3 separate regions of the Homo sapiens genome follow, and regions 1 and 2 are each linked to region 3. Evidence: chromatin contacts called from ENCODE Hi-C or POLR2A ChIA-PET data. All regions are on one chromosome and are shown on one strand. Each heading gives the region's core, a stretch centred on a gene start or an enhancer-like site at or near the end of the contact. The rest is flanking DNA. Distances are from core to core; before and after follow the strand shown. Region 1 holds the start of MTA3 (metastasis associated 1 family member 3). Region 2 has its middle 160 kb from the start of LINC01913. Region 3 has its middle 54 kb from the start of PKDCC.

Region 1 (4,282 bases), core at 1,381-3,880, 470 kb after region 3:
TCCGTCTCAAAAAAAATTTTTTTTTCTACCATAAGCCTTTGAGGTAGGTATCAACCAGTAGTCATATTTTGTAACCCCTCTTGAGGCTCAGAGGGGTTAAGTAACTTGCTCAAGGTCTTTATAGTTAAACTGCCAAACTAGGAGTGAAGTTAGGGCTGGTTGATGACAAGTTTGTGGTCTAAACCATGTAGCTAAGAAGGGAGAGGCGCCTTTGCTTTTTTAAAGGTGCAGGCTTTCCACCCGTCTTTGGTTGAAAGGTTTCTTTCAATCTACAAACATTTGCTGAACTCCTTTATGTGTGAACCTCTCTGGAATTAGGACATATAAAAGTTTCACAAAGTCCTTGTATTCAGCTCTTCTGATTCTTTGAGTCCACGATTTGTTGGTATTTATTCTTCAGATACTGAGCATCTACTGTGTCAGCTCAGAAATGTAGAGGACATTGGCCTAGGAGCTGGACATGGAAGAGACTAATATATAGAATCTAGAGCAAAAAACGGTTCTAAGGCCTGCCACCATCATTACCTCCTGCTAGTCCCCTTCAAGTCTTTGAGGCCTTTCATGGGGGGCTTCTGGATGAGGCTGTTCCTAAGGGGACATAGGGAGGAGTTTTCTCGGCATCTTTCACCATTTATTGTGGTTAGCACAGTCATCATAAACACCTGGCAAGAGCACTAAGCTTGGGAAATGAGACAGGCACACAATGAATTAACAAAAACAGGGAAAGATTTCGAAGGAGGAGAAATTGCTTATGAAAAATTAATGGGAAAACATCCTAAAGCTTGTGATCCACTTCTTTGCACTTTATGGTTTCTAGGTGGCTTTTGTACTTGGAGAAACACTGTGGTTCAGAACATTCTAGGCCAGAGGAAAGGGCTGATTCATAATCCCAAAATTGCTGCCAGTTTACTGTGTGATTCCAGGTGAATTATTCAACCCTATTTATGTGTCAGCTCAGAAATGGAGTGATGTCAGTTTTGTCAGAATGTTTTTGGTGGGATCTCTGGTAAATGTTGAATGACAGCTATGCAATGTGTGGAACAGAACACTTTTGCTTTCTTCTTTGGGTCAGAATTTGACACATGGCTCAGAATTTGACACACAGCAGAGAACCCTTGGGAATCTGTGGTTTTCTGGGGTTAAAAAGAAAGCAAGAGACACCTGTTATTTGCATGGTGCTCTGTGTTCCCTGGTTTACAAAGCATTTTCAGATATCATCGCAACTGATCCTTACCACACCTGTGAAGGGGGAACTCACGTCCCCATTTTATAGACGAGGAAACAGGTCATAGAGTCAATGTAATTCAATAGTGCTTTATTTTTTATTTTTATATTTTGCCTCAGCTATGCACAGTTTTTTCATCTCAATACTTTGTGATAAGTGACCATCACAAATGTCATCACCAAACCACCAAAACACAACCTTCTTTTCTGGGGGCACCTCTTAGCCCCGCACAGACCTTAAACCCAGAGTCGACAGCACACAGCTGTGTATCACCACACATTCCAAACAAGCCACCACACCAAGAAATCTTCTTCGTGTTTATTATGCAGCAATGTCTGGGAGTACTTTGGAATGGACTGGCTTCTCTAAAGAAAGTTATTTGTGTTCATTTGGGGGATCGCCAGCTAAGATTCAACGTTGTTTTTTTTTTTTTGTATCTGTGAGAGTAGGAAGGCCGTGAAAACAGAGGTTGTTTAGAGAATTGGCCTGGGACAATAACCATTTAGAAGCTTTAGGCACGTAACCAGTTAAGTGTCCATCGACATGAAACTGATTGAATACAATCTCCTCTGTTTGGGGGTGGTGGTGATTGTGAACTGTAGGGCCCTGTTCCCCCATGGACAAAGGAAGCCCCTCACTCCTAAAGGTCCCTTTTCCCAGCAGAACAGGCCCTGCATATACAGTGCCCGTCTAGAGCCAGGGCCTCCATCTGGGTGTTGGACAGTTGGTTCTGCTCAGCCCAGTTTTGGGGTAAACGATGACGCAGTTAGGGTGGCCTAGGAAGGGAGTTTTTCTACCTCTGTCCCCAGCTGGGTCTCTGGCGAGGCGGGAAGCACCCGGAATCTTCCTGGCCCTAGAGCCTGCAGGCTCCAGGCCGGCCCCTTGAATCTCACCGCGAGGAAGGCACCCTGCTGCCTGCACTTATTTGCATCCAAGAGTTTGCATTGAGACTGGCGCTTGCCTACTAGGGCAGCCACAGGGGGGTTCCCCAGGGACAGAGGTAGGGAAGGAGGACCTGTCTTGGGGTGGACAGGTGACGGGGTACCCTGGGTGGGGGAAGAGGTGCTGGGGAGAGGCTAAGCCCCAGCCCCCACTCTAATTCTCTAACAGCCCCTGGTCCGCATTTGAGTGCAGGCCTCTGCCTCAGCCAGGACCCTGACCCCAGGGCCCTCCACTTCCAGCAAGGCCCCCCACCCTCCCTCCCACTCCCACTCCCTTTCCCCTCCCCCTCCCCCCCAATTCCCGCTGGCCCCGCAGCGCTCCAGCCTCCCCGGGCCTCCCCCGGCCCGGCCCACTCGGCCTTGCTAGCCTGGCGCTGGGGGCGGGCACCAGCCCCCACCCCTCGGCGTACCATCCCCTTTACTTCCCCCACCCCCTGTCCCCTCCCTTCCCTCCCTTCCCCCCCGTGGCGAGGCAGCAGCGACGGCGGCGGCGGCAGCGGCGGTCGCGGCTGAGGCTGAGGAGGAGGCGGCGGCGGCGGGCGGGGCTCGGCTCGGGCTCCGCGGGCGGGCGGGCGGACATGGCGGCCAACATGTACCGGGTCGGAGGTAGGCAGGCTCGGCCCGACCCGGCCCGTGTGGGAGCGGGTTCCGGGAGCGGGGGGCCGGGGCGAGTGCACGCCAACTGCCGGGAGCCAAGGGCGCCGGGGCTGAGGTCGCAGTGGGCTGGGGCGCCGGGGCCCGCAGAGGGGCCGGGACTCCCCACCCCCACCCATCCCTTCCCCTCCCCCCACGCGGGCTCGCGAGGGCCCGGGGCCACCTTCACCCTCGCACCCCGCCCAGTGTTTAGGGCCAGGCCTCTACTTGGGGGTACGAATTACCAGACACCCCCCTCCACGAAACCCTCATCGGGGTAGGGCCCGTCGAGCCCCCTGAGAAGGTGGCCTTCTTGCGTGGCTTCTAGGCGCTGGAGAGGATGAGGGGACATCCCCTCTCCTGCTTCTTCCCCACTCAGTGGGAGCCTGGGGTGGGGGTGGGGGTGGGGGCGGTGGGGGCCCAGCCAGGGGCCCAGCTGGACGGGCCTGTTTGCGTGCCGGGGCCCTGCACCTCCCCTTCCTCGGCCCCCCTCCTTTTCGTTTCTGGTCCAGTCCCCCACGAATGGGGCTTCGTGGGAGCTGGGAACCTCAGCCGGAGGTGGGGAGTTGAGCTCTGCCTGGACGTTTGCTCTGCTGCCTGCCTCCTTCCCAGTCTTCTGCGGAAGAGAGAAATAAGGTCAAACAAACTTTCTCCCTACTCACGACGCCCTCCTCCCTCTTTCCTGGTAAAATAATAATTCAGATAAGTGGCGTGTTTGTATGAGAGACTGGCTCTTCCTTCTCTGCTCATTAGCCGAGCTTCTGATGGATGGTGGTGGGAATGGCCTGGCTAAATGAGGCCACTTTGCAGAAGAGAGCGGCGAAAGAGCCACTAAGATAGACAATAACAATGCAGCTGCCTTTCGGATAAACACACAGTGGGAAGTTTCCAGCAAGCCTATTAGATGAGAGGAAAAGCCACACTTGAAAAATTTTATCCTTTTAGTTGAAAGCCTGCAGCAATTTCTTAATCACAAGACATTAAATGGATCTGGATTAAATATGGTAAAAGGGTAAAAAAGATGCTGATATCACCCCCAGAACACTTTGCCTCTTAGAAGTGATCCCCCGGCCCCCTTTTTTCCTCATCTTCCCAGGTAAAACTGTGGAAAAGTTTGTCAGCGTTCTTCCTCTTAACCTGTTCTGCTCATCTGATTTTTTTTTTTTTTTTTAAGTAGTGATTGAAATGTAGGTTGGACTGTGAAGCCTTTCTCCCTGCTCTGAATGTGTCTTAGGTCAATAGTTTTATGTGAGAAGCAGCCTGCAGGGCAAATTGTATTGGAGGAAAAAGATGTGGAAGTAGTTATAGTACAGAGGACACATGTTTAGCGTGCCCTGACTACACAGTGATAAGAGGTGTCTTTTTTGTTTATTATTAAAGAAATGACGTATTGGGACAGAAGTCTAGGAGAAACTGATAAAACATTAATTGAAATGAAAATGCCAAGAAAATAAAGGTCTGTGAATAGTAGGCACGTGAGAGG
Region 2 (4,191 bases), core at 1,238-3,737, 390 kb before region 3:
AAAAGCAAGTCCATTAAAGTTTAAAATGTTTAAGGGAGCAAAATTAATCAAGTTAATTAATAAACTCTTTTAAAGTGATTGGTAACATTTACTGGATTTATAAATAGTAATTATGAGTTGAGTAATCATTGTTCAATTGAAAATATTTTTAGTTGGTAATTTTAATACACCAAATTCTGATTTAGAAAACAAAAATAACTGCAAATACACTTCTCTGTGAACGTCAGCCCCAGTGCCACTAAAATTCACATGACCTCTCTGACCCTGTGTTTCCTTTGATTCTGGGGTCTCAGCATTTGATCTCTGCAGAACAATAATCCTGATCCGTAAGAGTTAGCTTTTCAGAAGGAGGAAAAATCATTTACACATCAAATGTGAATCTACTTCCTTACTATATTTAATCTCCAGGAATGGACTCATAAAATAATAAAAGCCCCAGTTCAAATTAGTATCTGGTATTTCATTCCATTATCAAAAACCATGACCACATAATCTACTGGTTGGTAGAAAGGGAAGTCCTTCTCTGTTTAGACTTGAGCTCTGTGTAGATCAAGTTATGGTTGTCTGGATTGCCATCTGTATTAATCAAAATTAATACACAGAGGTTCTCTCACTCCATGTACATTTAATTTTTTAGAAAGGCTAAAACACATGGTTGCAGAATCAAATATAAATATTTACAACTGGAGTCCAATATAATCAGAGCTGATGGAAGATGGAACTTAGACAGAGGAAGGAAATGTATAGAATGTGGTAGGAATGGTAACATCCTAAAATGAGGGGTTAAGACATATAATTGAGATATTATTGAAGCTAAAGAACCAGAAACAAAGCTTCAAGGACATTATTTAAAGTTATAAAAGTAACTGGCTGGGTGCAGTGGCTCGCACCTGTAATACCAGCACTTTGGGAGGCAGAGGCATGCGGATCACCTGATGTCAGGAGTTCGAGACCAGCCTGGCCAACATGGTGAAACCCAGTCTCTACTAAAAATACAAAAAATTACCCAGGCTTTGTGGCAGGCACCTGTAATCCCAGCTACTTGGGAGGCTGAGACAGGAGAATCTCTTGAATCTGGAGGCAGAGGTTGTAGTAAGCCAAGATCACGCCATTGCACTCCAGCCTGGGCAACAAGAGTCAAACTCCGCCTCAAAAAAATAAATAAATAAATAAATAAATAAAAATAAAGTTATAAAAGTAGCCAATAAAAGAACTAAAATTATAAGTATAAATTATGTATAATACAAATACATGTATATATCTAAAAGCATTAGAAAGAAAACATGAGGAGAGAGCTGTGTGTAAGCAACCTTTTTTTCCTATCAAAGACGAAATACATGTTATTACATAATATATATCTAAATAACTACACACTATATATTATAAATCAAGAAATATTACCTGGAGGGCCACTGTGCAATATAGTGGCCACCAATCACATGTGGGTGTTGGGCACTTAAATTGTCATCTGCTGCAAGTTTAAAATATACAACCAATTTCAAAAACAACATAAAAATGAAAACTATCTCATTAATAATCTTTATATTATGTGTTGAAATAATATATTGGATATACTAGGTTAAATTAAATATATTATTAAAATTCGTTTTATATGTGTACTTTTACTTTTTTGGTGTGCCTGTAATTTAAAATGGTATATATGGCTCACATTAGATTTCCATTGGACAGGACTAATCTAGAGTTTTGGCACTAAACATCAGCACTAAAAATACAAGTAGTTACAAGAAGTGGCCTCCAGGAACCAGAACTGAGGGAAGAAGCTACACGGGACTGGAGCCAGTTGCTTTTCTCAGAAACCCTTCTGTAATATTTGAATCATTATCTTAAGCATACCTTTCTTTGCAAATTTAAAAAGATTAAAATGTCATAAATGTAGAAAGCAAATAAGGCCATAAAGGTAAAAATAATAATAATAATAATTGTGATGAGAGGGCAGGAGACGGGGTGGGAGGGAATATGGCTGTGATGGACATCATCCACGTGCAGGACAGAATCACAGAGGCCACCCTGTAGGTCAGCCTGGCAGCATTCAGCGTCCTTGTGGGCTGGCCCATGTCAGTAGCTTTCACGAACAAAACACAGTCACCCAGGCCAGGTGCAGTGGCTCACACCTGTAATCCCAGCACTTTGGGAGGCCGAGGCGGGCGGATCACGAGGTCAGGAGATCAAGACCATCCCGGCTAAAACGGTGAAACCCCGTCTGTACTAAAAATACAAAAAATTAGCCGGGCGTAGTGGCGGGCGCCTGTAGTCCCAGCTACTCGGGAGGCTGAGGCAGTAGAATGGCGTGAACCTGGGAGGCGGAGCTTGCAGTGAGCCGAGATCCCGCCACTGCACTCCAGCCTGGGCGACAGAGCGACACTCTGTCTCAAAAAAAAAAAAAAAAAAAAAAAACCACACACACAGAGTCACCCAGTCTCATTTCAGTTTCAGTTTCATCTTTGTCAGGCCCAGCCTTGGTCTCCAGTCCTGACTCTTATAATGACCTTTCTCTCCACCCCACGGCCCAATAGTCACATCTTCCACATTGTCCTAGAAATCATGTCATTTCCAATTTCTAGAAGGTCCTTGGCATCCAAAGCAATTCTGGGGTCCTGAGTCAACATCTTCCTCCTATAACCTCTTTCTCTTTTTCCTGTTTTTCCAAAAGGAAACCAATGCTCCTAAAAGTATTTTCTTAAGCAAGCTCTCAGTTGCAGAGAGCTCTGAGTCCCTAACATTTGGACCTTTTACTGTTTTCTCACATGTTAAACACTGTATCCCAATGTCTAAAATAGTAAGAAGGTCAATCCACACAGAAAATGCATTCGTGCAGTAAAAATTTATGAATGCCTACGGGTGCTGAGCACTGATCCAGGGAGCGGTACTCCAGGTAATATTTCTTGATTTATAATACATAGTGTGTAGTTATTAGATATATTATGTAATAACATGTATTTTCCTCTTTGACAAGGGATGGCAATGAACAAGACATCATCTGCTCTCTTAGAACTTACCTTTAGTGGGAGAGACAGATAAAAAGTAAACAAATATATACATAACTTTAAGTAATACATGCTTTTTATATTTTTATAATTTCATCAGAAAAATATGTAGATTAATGAGAGAGAGGGTGACGGGGTGAGGGGCAGAGGTGTCTATTTTAGAGATTTCTTACTGAGAAAGTGTGATTGGAGGGGACACTGAATGGAAAGGACCTAGCTACGCAAAAACCTGTAAGGAAGGTAAGTAACATTCCAAGTAAAGGGTGGCAGTGTCACAGGGCTTCAGATGGGAACGGACTCAGAGTATACAAAAGCTGCACGAAGGCAGGTGGGGCTGAGAAGAGCAGGTGAGGAGCAGAGCGGAGCCAGAGAGGCACAGAGGCAGCCTGCAACTGAGGGAGGGCTCTGTGGGCCCTGGTGAGGACTAGATTTTATTCCAAATACCACGGACTCTAGCAGGTTTGGAGCAAGGAGTGAATTGGCAGGACTTTTGATTTACTGACTGGTTTTCTTTCAGAACTATAAGTAATTAGTAAAATAAGTAAATTTTTTTTAAAAACCCTCCCCTTTTTTCCTTCTTTACTTTCAAAGTTAATTAAATAACAAGCATTAAGCCAGGCACAGTGGCTCATGTCTGTAATCCCAGAGTTTTGGGAGGCCAAAGTGGGATAATCACTTGAGGCCAGGAGTTCAAGACCACCCTGGGCAACATAGCGAAACCCTGTCTCTACAAAAATAAAAATTAGCTGGGCATGGTGATGTGCACCTGTAGTCCCAGCTACTCAGGAGGCTACAGTGGGAGGATGCTTGAGCCCAGGAGTTCAAGGCTGCAGTGAGCTAGGATTGTGCCACTGAGACCCTATCTCTAAAACAAAAAGTAGTAAAAAATAGGAATTATTAAATCAGAATTCATTATTCAGAATAAATTTTGAATTACCCTGGATCAACAAACAGACAGCTGACACTTATAGGACTGTCATTTTTCACTGCTGTATGCCCTTTGCAGGGGAACTTGGGTTTCGTACCTAATGTTTTCCAACTTAAGTTTTTACTGAGCCCTTTCTACAGAGCAGTACTGTGCTAGGCACTTGTTTACATGACCCCATCTCATTCGCAAAACATCCCTGTGATTAGTAAAATTACCCCAGTCCATATTTGAAGAAACAAATGCAGAGATGAAACTACT
Region 3 (4,536 bases), core at 1,171-3,670:
CAGAAGCTGAGCAGATGACAGCACCATGCTTCCTGTAAAGCCTGCAGAAACATGAGCCAATTAAACCTCTCTTCTTTATAAATTGCTTAGTCTCGGGTATTTCCTTATAGCAACGGGAAACTGGCCTAAGACAGTAGGTCCACAAAGTTAATAAAAGATTTAGCCAATCTCTGCCCTTATAGAGCTATTGTCAAGCTGGGGAGATAAGTTCACAAGCAAATATTCATGATCCAGTGTGAAAAGTGCGATCACGTGGCCGTGGAAGCAGATGGAAGGAGTAGAAGTTGCGGGGATCAAGGAATAATTCATAGAGAATAGACGCCATTGGAGCTGGAAACCAGAGAAGGGCAGGAGGGTGTCAGTACAGCAGTCTGCAGCGGGAAGGGTTTAGGGGTGCAGGGCAGATGGTAACGCCTCTCAAACGCCACTCTTGACTGGATCTGACATCCTAGTGGAGACTGATGGAGGAAAGAGATCATGGATCCATCAATCAGTCCCTGTTCCAAGTGCCAGGGGCCACCTTCCTAGCAGATGTTATAGGGGACCCAATCTAAGACCCTCAATTCACCTTCCCCTCTTCCACTTCCCCAGCCAAATCATGTTTTTGCTTGTGTCCGGGGGAAGCTGGGAGCTTTCTCAAGCTAACCCAACCCCCAGGTTTTCCATCTTCTCATGCCTCCACTCCCCAGTATAGTGTAAAGCGGCCTCCTCACTCAGGCCCAGGTCAAGACTGACCTCAGTGCCACCCTCCCGGCTCTGCCTCTAAACTTCACCCACCACAATGCAGCCAACAATCTCACAAGGGGCCGGCCTCTCTCTCAGGGCAAGCCTCATCCCCTAGAAGCCGACTCCGCCTGGCCCACCATGCCTGCAGCAGAAAGGCCTGAGGCTGGGCCTAGAACACTGAGGACGTCAGTGGCCAGGACTTTCCAAAGCTGAAACTGGGACCTGCGGAGGCCTCACTGTCCGGAGCAGCGTCCAGGTCCTCAGCATCCTCTTCGCTGGGCCCCACGCGTGTCGTGCGCCACCCCAGAAGGCAGGGCCTGATTCGGATCAGCAGGGGCTGCAGGGCCGCTCTGCAGGTGGGTGACTCAGGCCCCTCTTGAACCCTTAGGCCTGAGGCAGAGACTGGGCAGGAGGCTGGGCGTGGCCGGGGAGCCCCTTCACGTGCTCCCCTTCTCGAGGGTTCACGGGGCTCTGGAGGCCCAGATGCTGGCAAAGTGGCGGGAGCGCTCCAGGGACGAGGACTCAGGTCGGGGCGCCCCCGCCAGCGCCAGGATCCCCGCTCACCCTCCGCCGCGCCCCGCCCCCGCCCCGACACACTGGGGGAGCCCCGCCCTCCCCGAGGCCCGCGCGGCGCCGCAGGAGGAATCCCAGCCATTTCCTCCACGCTGCGCGGTATGTGGCCTGCCCGCCGCCAACCGCAGCGCGAGCCGGTCCCCAGCCGCGCCTGGCAGCTGCCCCGGCTCCGCCGTGCTGCTCGGGATTCCGGGAAGGCCGCCCCCTCGTCCCGGGCCACCAGACCGGCCTTTCCAGCGGCTCCAGGCCCGTGCAGTCCCGCCGGACGCCGGCTACACCACGCGCCGCTGCTGGAACCTCTCCCAGCCCCGCGTGGCCGCCCCCGGCCCAGGCACCCCCTCCCCGGAACGCCCCCGACGGCCCCTCGCGTCCGAGCTGGAAACTGAAGTTGACGCTTGCTCCGTCACCCTGGGGCAAATTGCTTTGCCTAAGCCTCAGTTTCTCCATCTGTGAAATGGGGACGTTGGCAGGAGTGCCTGTCTCGTTGTGCTGCCCGAGGGGTGAATGAGAAAAGGAAAGCGTTGGACTACTGTCAACGCGATTTTCATTTCCCTAGGTACCACGAGGGTCCTGGCTTTTCGCACAGGATCTTAGCACCCACCCTGCCCCTCGCCTCTCCTCCAGCCCAGTTGCCGGTGGAGCAAGCAGGCCGGGCTTTGCGAGTGGGCAGAGGAGAGGGCTGGGGCCTGCCCAAGACTGCGCCCTGCACAGATTAAACAATGCCTGAAGGTCCCACGACACAGCCTTCCTCGAGATTCACCGTTGCCCTCTCCTCAATCACTAGGTTCTTGAAAGACCCAAAGGACAGTTATTTACATTTTTTTTAAATGATGTCATCGCAGTCTGAGAGCAGCCAGACACGTAGTGATCAGGGAAAGTCGAAAGTGCAGATGGGTTCGCAAACGTGGACTCTCTAGTTTTGGGTCTGCAGATGGGGCCGGCCACCACGTGCTCTCTGAGTTCTCTTTCCAAGTACAGATCCCTCCGGAGACGGAACATTGTTCCGCCTTTAATTCTTCCCAGGAGCTGCGGAGGAAGGCGTGAGAACCGGAGCCCGGGGTGACTTGCGGGGGAGGGGATCGCTTCCCCGTCGCCCACACCTGCCTAACCCACGCCCACGGCGGCCGCAAAGGCGACACCGCGTGAATCTGGAAAGCCCCGAGTTTCAACAGGCCCAACCATCGGCGGCTTTGCAGGCGCAGCACCAAGTGCTGCTCTGCCTGTGTTCCCCCAGACAGCCCCTGGTTGTGATTTGTCGTTTCCAGTCCAGCTAGAGTCCCAAGGCCAAGAACTAGACCCTTGCAGCGAGATCCGCGCCCCCCCCCACCCCACCCCGCCTCATTCTCCACAGGCGCCACAGCCACAGGCCGCATAAATAAATCCAGGTGGAGGCAGACCCAGAAACCCAGGTGCTATAAATATCCCAGCCCAGCCGGGAGACTGACCTCCCAGGCAGCCCCTCGCCCCCACCCGCCCTAGACCAGCACTTCCGGCCACCACAGCGCTGAGGGCGGATCTCCCCGCGGTGGGAGGAGCGGGCTCCACCAGGATGCAGGCCTGGCTTCCCTTTCTTTCTTCTCCTGGGAGCCTCTGGCGGCCCAACCTGAGGGCTTGCCCTCTTCTCTGGAACCACCTCCCTAACTCTCAATCGCATACCTCTCCCTCCCTCCCCCTGGTATTTTTAGAGAGGCCTTCTCTCAGGGACCCCATACTGCGACCAGACTTCAAGAAATGCTGACTTCTCTTTCTAGATGAATAAGCATAGTTGGAAGGCAACAACCTCAATCAGAGTTTACAATCTAAAATTTGATTCTAAACTTTTTCTTTTTGAAACAGTCTTGCTCTGTCACCCAGGCTGGAGTGCAGTGGCGTGATCATGGCTCACTGCAGCTTTGACCTCCCAGGTTCAAGCGATCCTCCCATCTCAGCCTCCCTAGTAGTTGGGACTACAGGCGCTGTGCCACCATGCCCGCCTGGCTAATTTTGTGTTTGTTTGTTTGTTTGTTTTTGTTTTTGTTTTTTTTTTTGAGACGGGGTTTCACTATGTTGCCCAGGCTGGTCTCGAACTCCTGGGCTCAAGCGATCTGCCCACCTCAGCCTCCAAACATGCTGGGATTACAGGTTTGAGCCACTCTGTCCAGCCCTTGATTCTACATTTTTAATAGCATTTTTTATGTGATTAAAACACAGGCTGGAGGCAGAGTAGACCTAAAAGAGGGGAAAGAAGAAGCTGAAGGCATATGCAAAGAAGAGATAGAGCCACACTAGAAAAGAAAGCTGCTCTACCAGAAGGCTGGTACCTAGGAACTCAGTGGGACTTTCTGAGCCCAGTCTCCTGGGTCTGGGACTTGGTGTGGTGCAGTTCAATAAATCCCTATTGTGGGGGGGGGGCGGGGTAGAAAAGATGTGAGATACCTTTCCTCACCCTTCATAAGGGTCATTGCTATAGCAAAAGACTGATTAACAAGAGAAAAGCATAGCAAATTTACCGAATCAAAGTTTTATGGGACACAGGAGCCTTCAGAAATGAAAACCCAGTGACCCAGGGAAAACTGTCTATTTTTATGCCTAGGTAGAAATACACACTGTCCATTCTTCGTTGAACCTAAGCATAAAAATAGACAAAAGGATGCGATCTAATGGTAACAGACTGAGGGGAGAAACCCAGCAAGGCCTGTCTGTTCAGATTCTTCTTGGCCTCTCTGAGCAGCATTCCTTCCTCCTGGGTGTGGGGCAGGGGCTTTCTGGAGCACGGGTCTTATAACTCACAGTCAGAGGTAGATCAGAGAATCTCTTCATGGCCAGTGCCTACACAGAAAGGCAGGGGGAACTTAGAGTAACAGTTCTAGATTTTATGGCTTGCTTTGGGGGAAAGGGATTCTAGTTATTATGACCTGCCATAGGGAAGAGGAATTCTAGTTTCTATGAATTCAGGGAGAAGAAGGGGTGGGAAATAGGGCAAGAGAAGTTCAGAGAGAGATTTTACTTCTGAGACTGCTTCTAAGGCCTTCCAATCTCCTTTAGTTCAAAGTACTCAGCACGCCAAGGCATTATACTTTGACTTATCATTTTCTGAGCCCCAGCAAAATTTAAAACATAGTGAGTGAGTCTTCTAAACATGAAGTCACACCCCATTTCTGATGTAGAAGCTTACACTTTAGGAACTGCTACGGAAGCACTTTGCAAGCGCCATCTCACTGAATACTACTTAGAAGGAACTATTAACTCCCCGTTTTA

What was found. Hi-C counts contacts between places; a loop is a spot of excess contacts on that map. ChIA-PET counts read pairs that join two places held with the same protein, here RNA polymerase II (POLR2A). Pooled maps may share reads with other maps.
Region 1: a loop to region 3 is called in a map of B cell, with 12 times the contacts of the local background. The contact joins the promoter of MTA3 here to the enhancer-like site in region 3. A Hi-C loop is called at or near these places in 1 of 168 maps with a recorded cell type or tissue (B cell), 6 of 37 single-sample maps with no recorded cell type and 13 of 50 pooled maps. POLR2A ChIA-PET finds 5 or more read pairs at or near these places in 3 of 52 experiments (CD4-positive, alpha-beta T cell, activated B cell and activated CD4-positive, alpha-beta T cell).
Region 2: a loop to region 3 is called in a map with no recorded cell type, with 8 times the contacts of the local background. The contact joins two enhancer-like sites. A Hi-C loop is called at or near these places in 5 of 37 single-sample maps with no recorded cell type and 3 of 50 pooled maps.

The regions. Positions count from the first base shown.
Region 1 is chr2:42,566,002-42,570,283 of GRCh38, forward strand. It overlaps MTA3 (metastasis associated 1 family member 3), which reads left to right and starts at 2,631. Exons shown (of 17, transcript NM_001330442.2): 1 at 2,631-2,772. The coding sequence starts at 2,745. RefSeq lists an enhancer at 1,879-2,018 and silencers at 2,259-2,308, 2,369-2,418, 2,689-2,848, 2,909-2,988.
Region 2 is chr2:41,713,349-41,717,539 of GRCh38, forward strand. No RefSeq gene overlaps it. Among named protein-coding and RNA genes, the nearest start is that of LINC01913, 160 kb to the right of the region's middle. RefSeq lists an enhancer at 2,481-2,590. Within about 2 kb of position 2,488, at least 5 of the 41 ENCODE cell types and tissues checked have a DNase peak (open chromatin) inside an H3K27ac peak, as active enhancers do.
Region 3 is chr2:42,100,016-42,104,551 of GRCh38, forward strand. No RefSeq gene overlaps it. Among named protein-coding and RNA genes, the nearest start is that of PKDCC, 54 kb to the left of the region's middle. RefSeq lists enhancers at 990-1,069, 1,288-2,115, 2,040-2,559 and a silencer at 1,250-1,629. Within about 2 kb of position 2,421, at least 34 of the 41 ENCODE cell types and tissues checked have a DNase peak (open chromatin) inside an H3K27ac peak, as active enhancers do; they include B cell and CD4-positive, alpha-beta T cell, where a contact is called at or near this core.